Linked DNA regions of Homo sapiens: region 1 is linked to region 2. The links are chromatin contacts, found by Hi-C or POLR2A ChIA-PET in ENCODE. All regions are on one chromosome and are shown on one strand. The core of a region is the stretch at or near the end of the contact, and the rest is flanking DNA. Distances in the headings are between cores, read along the strand shown.

Region 1 (4,386 bases), core at 350-2,849, 290 kb after region 2:
GTTCCCTGGACAGTCCTGTGAACTGGATTGCTCCAGTCCACCCTCCTTCTGGTTGGAGAGGCTGGGCAGCTTAAGATGACATTTCCCAGATGCCCTGTGGTGAGAATCATGGATGGGAAGTAAGTACCATCCATTGGGTACACTCGTATGAGTTTTGCAAATCAGAAGTGCAGAAGCCCCACTTTCCTGACCCCTGCTTGCTGTTCTTCCAGCAAGCAAGGCCACAGAAACACAGTTTCCCTGCAGCAGGGTTCCCTGTCCATTTTCCAGCTTGCTGGTACCCAGAGCCTTTTGCAGCAGCAGCTGCAACAGTGGAAGTTTTAGCTTTTGTATTCAAGCAGAGCCCCAGTGGGTTCTCAGAGGCATTAGCAACCCCAGTGGTCAGTTTTGTGCAGTCCTGAGAGTTCTTCCTGGAGCCAAGTCCTTTAACCCTCCCAATGACTGGGTAAGCACCCATGCCCTGGTTAAATCCTTTCCTGCCTAAGGAGCCAGTGGGATTTGTGTTCCCTGCGTTGAATCTGCTTGATACACCCCTAGCCTGGCTTTGATAAGAAATTCAGTCTCTTCCTAAATACAGTCATCTCTCTGAATCCAAAGAATGGTTGTGTCTATACTGAACACATACAGACTTTTTTTTATACAGTCATAATTCCCTAAACAATACCGTATAACAACTATTTACATCTCATTTACATTGTATTAGGTTTTTAAAATAATCTAGAGAAGATTTAAAGTATAGGGGAGGATGTGTACAGGTTATATGCAAATACTACGCCTTTTGATATCAGGGGCTTGAGTGTCTGTGAATTTTGGGATTTGTGAGCAGGTCCTGGAACCAATCCCCCAGAGAGCCAGGGAGAGCTGTGCTGCTTAGGATTTTTGCATCTGGGGTGGAGGTGGGGAATTTACATGTCATTGTCTGCTATCTCTTGTTCCAAAATTCCATAGTAGCTTCCACTCTGCCACCTTTGGTTGCCTCTTCACTATGTGTGTTAGTCAGGCTTCTCCTGAGAAACAGAGTCAGTGTGCGTGTGTGTGTGTGTGTGTGTGTGTGTGTGTGTGTGTGTAGAGGGAGAGAGATCTATTTTAAGGAACTGACTCACTCAAGTGTGTCCCCTCCCTCCCAGCTCCAGCTTGGGTGCTGCCCCTGCCTAGCTGAGGCCTCCACGCCGTGGCTCACCACATAGAGACACAGGTTTCTCCGTGTCTCCGGATCCATGGGATTTCCTTGATCGGCTCTGCCCCTGTGGATTCCTGGTGAGTCATGGCATCCTCTTTGCCTCCATTGCTCCCAATTATACAACAGAATGGTGGGTGCAGCCAGGCTCCTACCAGGACCCTGGGGCTTTTCAGGGGACCCTGCACCTGGGACCCTCCAGAAGCTTGGATTCCAGAGACCAGCTTCAAAATGAGACTCATGCCCACCAGAAGCTTTCCTCACATGGCCAGCCTGGGCTCCCACGGCAGGTTCTGGAGCCCTCTGATACATCCCTGTCTTCCTCTTCTGCTCAATGGCACCGACAGGGCAAATATGAGAGTCCCTGGCTCCTGTGAGCAGCCTTAGCTTCTGGGAGACTCCAGCAGCCCCCTCCAGAGTGGCTCAGCCAGCAGCCTCTGCTCAGTTCCCTTCAGGACAGCTCCTGGCAGCTCCCCTCGGCTTCCATTGGCTGAGGTTTCTTCCTCCTTTGCAGTGCTGGGCAGGACTCTGGGCTGCTCACCACCCCTGGGAAAGGAGCAAGGGAGTGGCCAAGCTGTCTGTGGGATGCGGCTTCAGGAGAGGGCCCACCACGAGAGAGCCAGAGTCACAGCCGGCGGCTCCATCAGAGGGCTGGACCCCTAGAGTGGGCTGGGCAGAGGGCTGCTCTCCTGCCTGCTCGTGATGTCTCTCAGTTCTGCACTCATTCTATTCCTCGTGCATCTTTGCATTCTGGTCTCAACAGCTCTCACGGTAGCATGTTGACTTCCCTGCTGACGCTATTGGTGGGTGTACAAAGGGCAGCCTGGCCTCATACCACCCACTGCACTTTGCTCAGCACTGTCAACACGGACACTCAGAGAGTAAGAAGGACCCTGCTTCTGCCCACAGCACCTTGGGGGCTTTCTCCAGGAGTCCCCTCCCTGTCGCTTCTATCCTGAGTCAGTCTTGGGGTTACCAGGGAGCAGGAAGCACACAGCACAAGGACAGAATGAGTGAAGCAGATGAAAGCCACTTGTGTAGCACCTGGCATCATCATAGGTGCTCAGCACTGAACCAGCAGGGGCTGGGAGGCAGAGAGAGAACCACACCACACACCCAGCTCCCCGCCTCCCAGGTCACGGCTCCGTTTTCTGTTGGGCCCTGTGTGCCTCACTAATGTCAGCATTTGCCAAACGGTGAACTGCAGAAATCACGTCAAATGTACATCTGACCCTAGATACGTGGCATCCCCCTACCCATGGCAAGCATCTTCTTGGTCTATTTCTTGGCTCAAGGAGTCTCTTTATGCCTTAGCACCTCCTTAATGGCCCAAGGTTCTAGACTTCTGCAGACAGCATGGCACTGCCTCCCCTTCATCAGCTCTGTGCTACTTCCAGCCCTGGCCTGCCTTGAGGCTTGAAGAGGAAACCCTGGGAGGCCCCATGGTGGAAAACGGAGAGGAATGGGCCAGGCCGAACCCTGGGCTTCTACCTCACTTTGCTCTGCCCAGCTGTGGGAACCCAGGAAGGTCACAGCTCAAGCATCAGTGTCCCATCTGCCACCGGAGAGGTTATGGGTCTCAAATGCCAGCCTCTGAGGCATTTGGTCCCCTCACCTCCTGGACACAAATAGAAAACTCACTGAGTCCTGCTTGCATTTACACACCGAGCTGGTCTTGTGATGTCTCCCCTTAGCATGGCTTTGTTCAATGTCCCTCTGCTTGTCACAGTGCCACTTATTATGCTCTGTCTAGACTGCCTAACAAGGCCGGGTGCAGTGGCTCACACCTGTAATCTCAGCACTCTGAGAGGCTGAGGCAGGCAGATCACTGGAGGTCAGGAGTTTGAGACCAGCCTTGCCAACCTGGTGAAACCCCATCTCTATGAAAAATACAAAAAATAGCTGGGCGTGGTGGCGCATGCCTGTAATGCCAGCTACTTGGGAGGCTGAGGCAGGAGAATCACTTGAACCCGGGAGGCAGAGGCTGCAGTGAGCCGAGATTGTGCCACTGCATGAGAGAGTGACAGTGTTGCAACAGTGAGAGAGACTCTGTTGCAAAAAAAAAAAATTTTAATAAAAATAAAAAACTGCCTCACAAAACTGAATGCCCAGGACGGGGAAGGTGTTGCTGAGCAGACGCCCTGTGGAAAGGCCAAGGGTGTTACTCAGCCATGGACACAGTGAAAGTGGGTGCCACCCACAACCATTCCCAAAGCTTGGCTCTATAAATCCTGGACCCCTGAGCCATCAATTTGAACACCCATGTATTTATGCCAAAGCATCCTTCCCTTTTCCAGCTGAGCTACAATACGAATTCAAGACTCCTGGCCATCTCCATATACCCTCTGCTTCAGAGACATTATTAAGCTACTTATAATTAGGAATAATAACGCCTGCAGATGCATTTTAATACAACCCACAAAAGGAGCTGTGTGGGTTTCTTCGTTCCCCAGCACGAAAGCAAACAACTCTTCCCCTGTTGTCTAGATCCAACTGCTTCACTTTCCAACAGCTGCTCTGACAGATGAGGGACAGGCAGAAGGTCAGAGTGAGCTGACCGACTTCCAGGCACAAAGGACAAAAGGATCTGAAATGTGGAGGGACTCATTGGAGGTCCCCGGCAGCTGGCTGAATTGTCTGGCTCTACACAGTGGGGAAACCGTGAGAAAGAGGGAGATGTCTCCTTTCAAACCTGGGCACTGGAACTTTCCTGGCTCTGACATCATCTTTTTTCTTCTTCTTTTTTAGTTTTATTTTACTTTAAGTTCTGGGATACATGTGCTGAATGTGCAGGTTTGTTACATAGGTATACATGTGCCATGGTGGTTTGCTGCACCCATCAAGCCATCATCTAGGTTTTAAGCCCCATATGCATTAGGTATTTGTCCTAATGCTCTCCCTCCCCTTGCTCTCTAACCCCCAACAGACCCCGATGTGTGATGTTCCCCTCCCGGTATCCATGTGTTCTCGTTGTTCAACTCCCACTTATGAGTGAGAACATGTGGTGTTTGGTTTTCTGTTCCTGTGTTAGTTTGCTGAGGATGATGGTTTCCAGCTTCATCCATGTCCCTGCAAAGGACCTGAACTCATTCTTTTTTATGGCTGCATAGTATTCCATGGTATATATGTGCCACATTTTCTTTATCCAGGATTATAAATCATTCTACTATAAAGACACATGCATACATATGTTTATTGCAGCACTTTTT
Region 2 (4,799 bases), core at 2,177-4,676:
CTTCACTCAGAAATTTCTGATAGAACTACTTTTTCTCCCTCCTCTCCCCACTTACTTCTTGGCCCCTACCTTTGGTTAACTGCACGTGATATCCTTGTATTTGGACTCTCATGGTGCCCGGCCAGTTTTTTTCCTAATATAGGTGAAACATAAGCAGGTAAACTGTGGGGAAGACTTAATACAGCATTGCTCCCACCTACCAACTTGAAAGCACACACCATGCCCCCAGTGAGGCTGGTTGGGGACCACCCGGCAGTGCCCTCACTCCCTTTCTACCCCTACAACCCCAGCTGTGAGCCCCTGCGCTTCAGCTCCACTTACCTGTCATGATCCTCTGTGCCTCATAGGGCTCCATGTAGCCAGCACTCTCCCCCTTTCCTGCTTTGCTCTTGAGATCATTCTTGGCATCAAAGGGATCTGAGTAGTCATCGGCTATGGTCACCTGCAGGGAGGAAGATGGCAGGTGTGAGTCCACCTTTGGCTTTTTTGTTTCACATCTCTTCACAGCTAGGCTTTGGGCCTCAGCTAGATGAGCAAGGAGAGGCAGGGGAGGCAGGAACTAAAGCCGGCGCCCGGACTCAGGGAGCTCCACATCTCACAGGGGTAACGAATGGGACCCATACTGGCAGGGCTCCACTGCGATGAAGAGCCCTCTGAGCTCGTGCATGCCTGGCTGGCTCCAGGCACAGTGAGGTGAGAACAGAAGGGCATCTGGTGAAGGTAACAATGCACACTAAGCATGGAGGCGAGAACCTGGAGGGCATCCTCAGGGAATGTGAGTTGCTCGGTTTAATGGAATGGAAGTGGAGGAAAAGTTGGAAACGAGATCACAGAAAGCCTAGAAATGCTGACATGCTCCTGGTGCTGGCTGAGGCACAGAAGAGTTTGTCTAGAGATAATTAGCTCGGCGTTCCATTTCCCCAGACCTGGAACATAACCACGCCTTGGGTCATCAGACAACAATTTGGTGAGATCAACTACATACAAAGATCACTGTGGCCCCAGACAGACCAAATAAAAACACAAAAGCAGCTCAAGGATCGACAGACAGCCAGGGCCAGTAAGGACCTGAAAGCAACAAACCCAAAGACCCCTCGACAACACATGGGTAAACTGAGGTCCAGTGTGAGCAGAGGCTTGGCCAGATCTTCTGCCTCCCAGGGCCCTGCCTGAGCTCCCCACTTGTCTGTAGTCCAGAACACAGCCCCTGCCTCTTCTCCCCAGAGAAAAATTCTCCAACTCACAGACAAAGAGTGAGTCACCTGGGGGTGGGGGGCACTCCCATGAGAACCTGAGTATCTGGGATTCTAACACTTCAGAGACCACCGTTCCACGTTTTCCCTGGAGAAGAGTAAAAATTCTCGATTGCAGGCTCCAATTAAACATGGCAAGTGTTCCTCCCTCTTTTTACTTCCTAACCTTTAGGAGAGGCACAGAACCCACCGAATCCACGCCCCTCCTGCTTAGCCCCGCTTCATCATAAACTTGTCCTGGGACTTCCCTCTTGCCCTTTTTGGTCACATTTCTGGCAAAGACCAAGCCCTCAGCTCCTCAGCCAGTGCCACCCGGCTGCTTCTCTTGGGAGGGGGCAGGTTAGCGTTCCTCTCAACCCTTGGGGTTACATGAATTGTTATTTAAATTGTGGGTTTAATTAGAAACCACAGGAGCCTGTTCTCTCAGCTCCTGGAATGTAAGGCATTTGAGGGGCCTGCAAACTCAGGGGAAGGGAAAATCCCCCTTTGTCTGCCTGGTAAATGGCAGCTTGTGGCAGCCGTCCTGGCAGGGTGAGCAAGTGACCGCCAGCTGCCAGGAATGTGATGCCCGGAAAGGGACAGCAGGCGGCAGCTCTGTCCCTGGCAAGTGGCTGGAGGCCAACGGGAGGTTTAGCACACAGCGGTCACTGCTCCCCAAACAAGAGAAGCTCATCAGTGAAGACCGAAGCCCAGAGTGCCCAGCACTGGAGCATCTATGGCTCCCGCTGCCGCTACTCCACCACTTTCTCCGTGGCTGTGGCTCAGGCTCTGAGTCCCAGTGGGGACCCAGTAGGGGTGGCTTCCAGATGCTGACATTGTAATGGCAGCCTTTCTTGAGACTCACTGAGCTCAAATGACACCAGGCCAGGGAAAGAAGGGGTGGGAGAGAGCTAGGCCTTGCAATGTCTTTCATTTGCTATTTCTACTCTACCATTTGCAGAATACATTAGGGAGAAAATTATACACATAAACTGCTGTCAAACGGAACAGTTCAGATGCTGGTCAGGTGCAGGGTTTTGTGTCTCAGAGTTCAAGGGGCCAGACATCCAAATGGAGAAAATGAGTTGCTGCTGTGGATGACATCTAATCTTATTTCTCTTGTCCCAGATTTCCTCACTGTCTCTCTTCAACATGAACATGCTCCATCTATTTTGCAATAAGGAAGGGAAAAAATGTCTCCCCTGGAAAACAAAATCATTTGGGGGGATTTGCTGGCGGGGTGGGAGAGGCAGTTGGGTTGCAGTCTCCATAGTAATCTAGAAATCGCCATTCCAGCTCTCAGAAGTGCTCTGTAATTTGCAAACACAGAGGTTTGCAGGATATAAACCAAATCTTTGTTTGCCCTGGGACAGGAGTTCTGGAAGGACTGTGATTCAGCAAGTGCTACCTATATTTTCTAATTAAAATGAGATCTGAGCTCAGGCTGTCATGGAGCTGCGGCTGCCTGCTCCACTTACTTCCGTTTCAGTAAGAATGTACAAATCCTAAAACCAGGAAAAGCCCCTGGTCTCTGCTGACATATGGTTCCAGTTATACCTGCTGACAGTTGAAAATCCTTCCATTGAAAAAAAAAAAAAAGTCTAGAATTCTGTTAGTTTAAGAAGCAAATTGGAAAGTTCCTAAAATGTATATTTAATCAATTTGCTTTTGAACTTCAAAGTGAGGTTGGTGGAGGGAAAGAAATTTGAGGTTTGAGCAACCTGAAACTTTGCAAACACTACACTGAACTGTCTGATCTTTTGCAAAATGATGTCCTAGTTTTGGGAATAAAAATTCAACCAGGTGTTAGGAGAGTTGAGCAGGCAGTCAACCAGAGTGCCCTGTGAAGTACCATGGGCCCCAGCCATCAGGACTGGGCAGTGTGACCACTGTCCAAGCTGCCTGGGGCTCACCGCCAGTCCAGATGGCCATGCAGAAGGTTTGTGTGAAGCGTGCTGCTTTTTTGAGCTAAAAGAAAGAGAATGAGTTTTCTCCAGATGTGAGATTGGATTTCTGACGGGATTGCTTTTGCTTTGCTTTAAAACTTCCCAGTTAGTGGACAACTCCTGTATATCTAATTGAACAATTCAACCAAAAGGGAGCCAGCCGGGACTCCTCTGCAGGCCAGGCCACCTGGGTCCACAAGAAGCTTTCCTTTTAGTCTCAGATTGGCAGAGACCTGGCAGCCACAGAGGCAGAGCTGAGCAGTAGCAGAAAAAAAGGCTGTAGAGTGCGGCTGCTTAGTCAGTGAGCCACGTCATCTTTTGTTTGCTCGGCCTCTTGGGATGAGTGCTAAACCCCAGGCAAGCACCTTTCTTGCTTTCAGACAAAACTACAGACCCCAGGTCAGCCCAAAGCCCCTACAGGGCTTCCACAGGTTTGTCCTCCTGGAGACCTGCTCTGACCTCCCCTTGTTTTCCACAGGGCCCACTGCAGGGCGTTGTCAGTCACCTAGCAAACCAGCAGTGGCCTGGGGATGGCCTCTCCATGCCTCCTCTCTGGAACGCACACTGCTGGGGCCCCTGTGTTTTTATCTTAGAAACTTCACTTTGTGATAGGAAGTAGTCTGCAGCTGTTCATCCCAAAGGAAAGGACTAGAGGAAGGTGGGTGTTGCCCCTTGGCCACACTTCCCTATGGACTGGTCAGAGTTTTAGTTGCTTTTGTGGGACAGCTGCACTTGTGAGCAGAATTGGGTCCTCTCCACATGCTTTCAGTGGAAATGCACTTGGGTGGAGACACTTACAAGGGTAACTTTGGGCAGAATCCATTAAAATCCCCAAATGCGCCAAGTTTGACCCAGCAATTTTACTTCTCAGTATTTATTCCCAAATGTGCATAAGGGTCCATGGGAAGGATGCTGCCTGAAGTAATCATGAGAAACCACCCGAAACTACTGCATCCATCAATAGAGGAATCGCTAAATAAACTGTGCTAGTTCCATACGATGTAACATTATGCAGCAGGCTGAAAAAAAAAATTTAAAAAAAGCAGTTGCTCTGTGTGAGCTGGCACAGCACTCCATGACATAGCTCTGAATGGAAAGCAAGCAAGCTGTAGAATGATAACTACAACATCATACCTACTTAATGAAAAACAAAACAGAAACCTGTATCTCTATTAAGTTAAAGAAAGGGTCTGGGAGATGCACACTCCAAACTGACCCCTCTTTGGGAAGGAGGGAAGGACTTGGAATGGGGTGCTTAGGGGAAGTCAAAAGAGACCTTCTCTGCAATGTTAAAACATTTTCAAACAAGGAGAACCTATTCATGTACTATGTGCAAAACTAAACTTGCTTAAAAGCACTCCTCTTCCACAGGCTATTTTTGGTACAGTAGACAGAATGTTTCCCAAACTTGCCTGAAGACAGGAATGGCTTGGAACGCTTGTTAAGGAAACAGATTCCTAGCCCCAATAATCTGTATTTTAACAAGCAAGCCAGGTGATCCTTATCAGGAAAGCTTGGGAAACAATAAGCTAGAGCCAGCACCCTTCCCCACCAGTCTAGAGACAAGCCTCCAGATATTACTCTGGAATTGTACTTTTCCCAGGTATTGCTCAGCCCTGTT

What was found. Hi-C counts contacts between places; a loop is a spot of excess contacts on that map. ChIA-PET counts read pairs that join two places held with the same protein, here RNA polymerase II (POLR2A). Pooled maps may share reads with other maps.
Region 1: a map of posterior vena cava shows a loop between it and region 2 (4-fold over the local background). The contact joins two enhancer-like sites. A Hi-C loop is called at or near these places in 1 of 168 maps with a recorded cell type or tissue (posterior vena cava) and 2 of 50 pooled maps. POLR2A ChIA-PET finds 5 or more read pairs at or near these places in 1 of 52 experiments (activated naive CD4-positive, alpha-beta T cell).

The regions. Positions count from the first base shown.
Region 1 is chr9:38,309,897-38,314,282 of GRCh38, forward strand. No RefSeq gene overlaps it. Among named protein-coding and RNA genes, the nearest start is that of ALDH1B1, 81 kb to the right of the region's middle. RefSeq lists an enhancer at 1,019-1,577. Within about 2 kb of position 1,600, at least 4 of the 41 ENCODE cell types and tissues checked have a DNase peak (open chromatin) inside an H3K27ac peak, as active enhancers do.
Region 2 is chr9:38,015,690-38,020,488 of GRCh38, forward strand. It overlaps SHB (SH2 domain containing adaptor protein B), which reads right to left. Exons shown (of 6, transcript NM_003028.3): 2 at 322-442. Among named protein-coding and RNA genes, the nearest start is that of SHB, 51 kb to the right of the region's middle. RefSeq lists enhancers at 1,197-1,960, 3,323-3,617 and a silencer at 1,643-1,937. Within about 2 kb of position 3,427, at least 14 of the 41 ENCODE cell types and tissues checked have a DNase peak (open chromatin) inside an H3K27ac peak, as active enhancers do.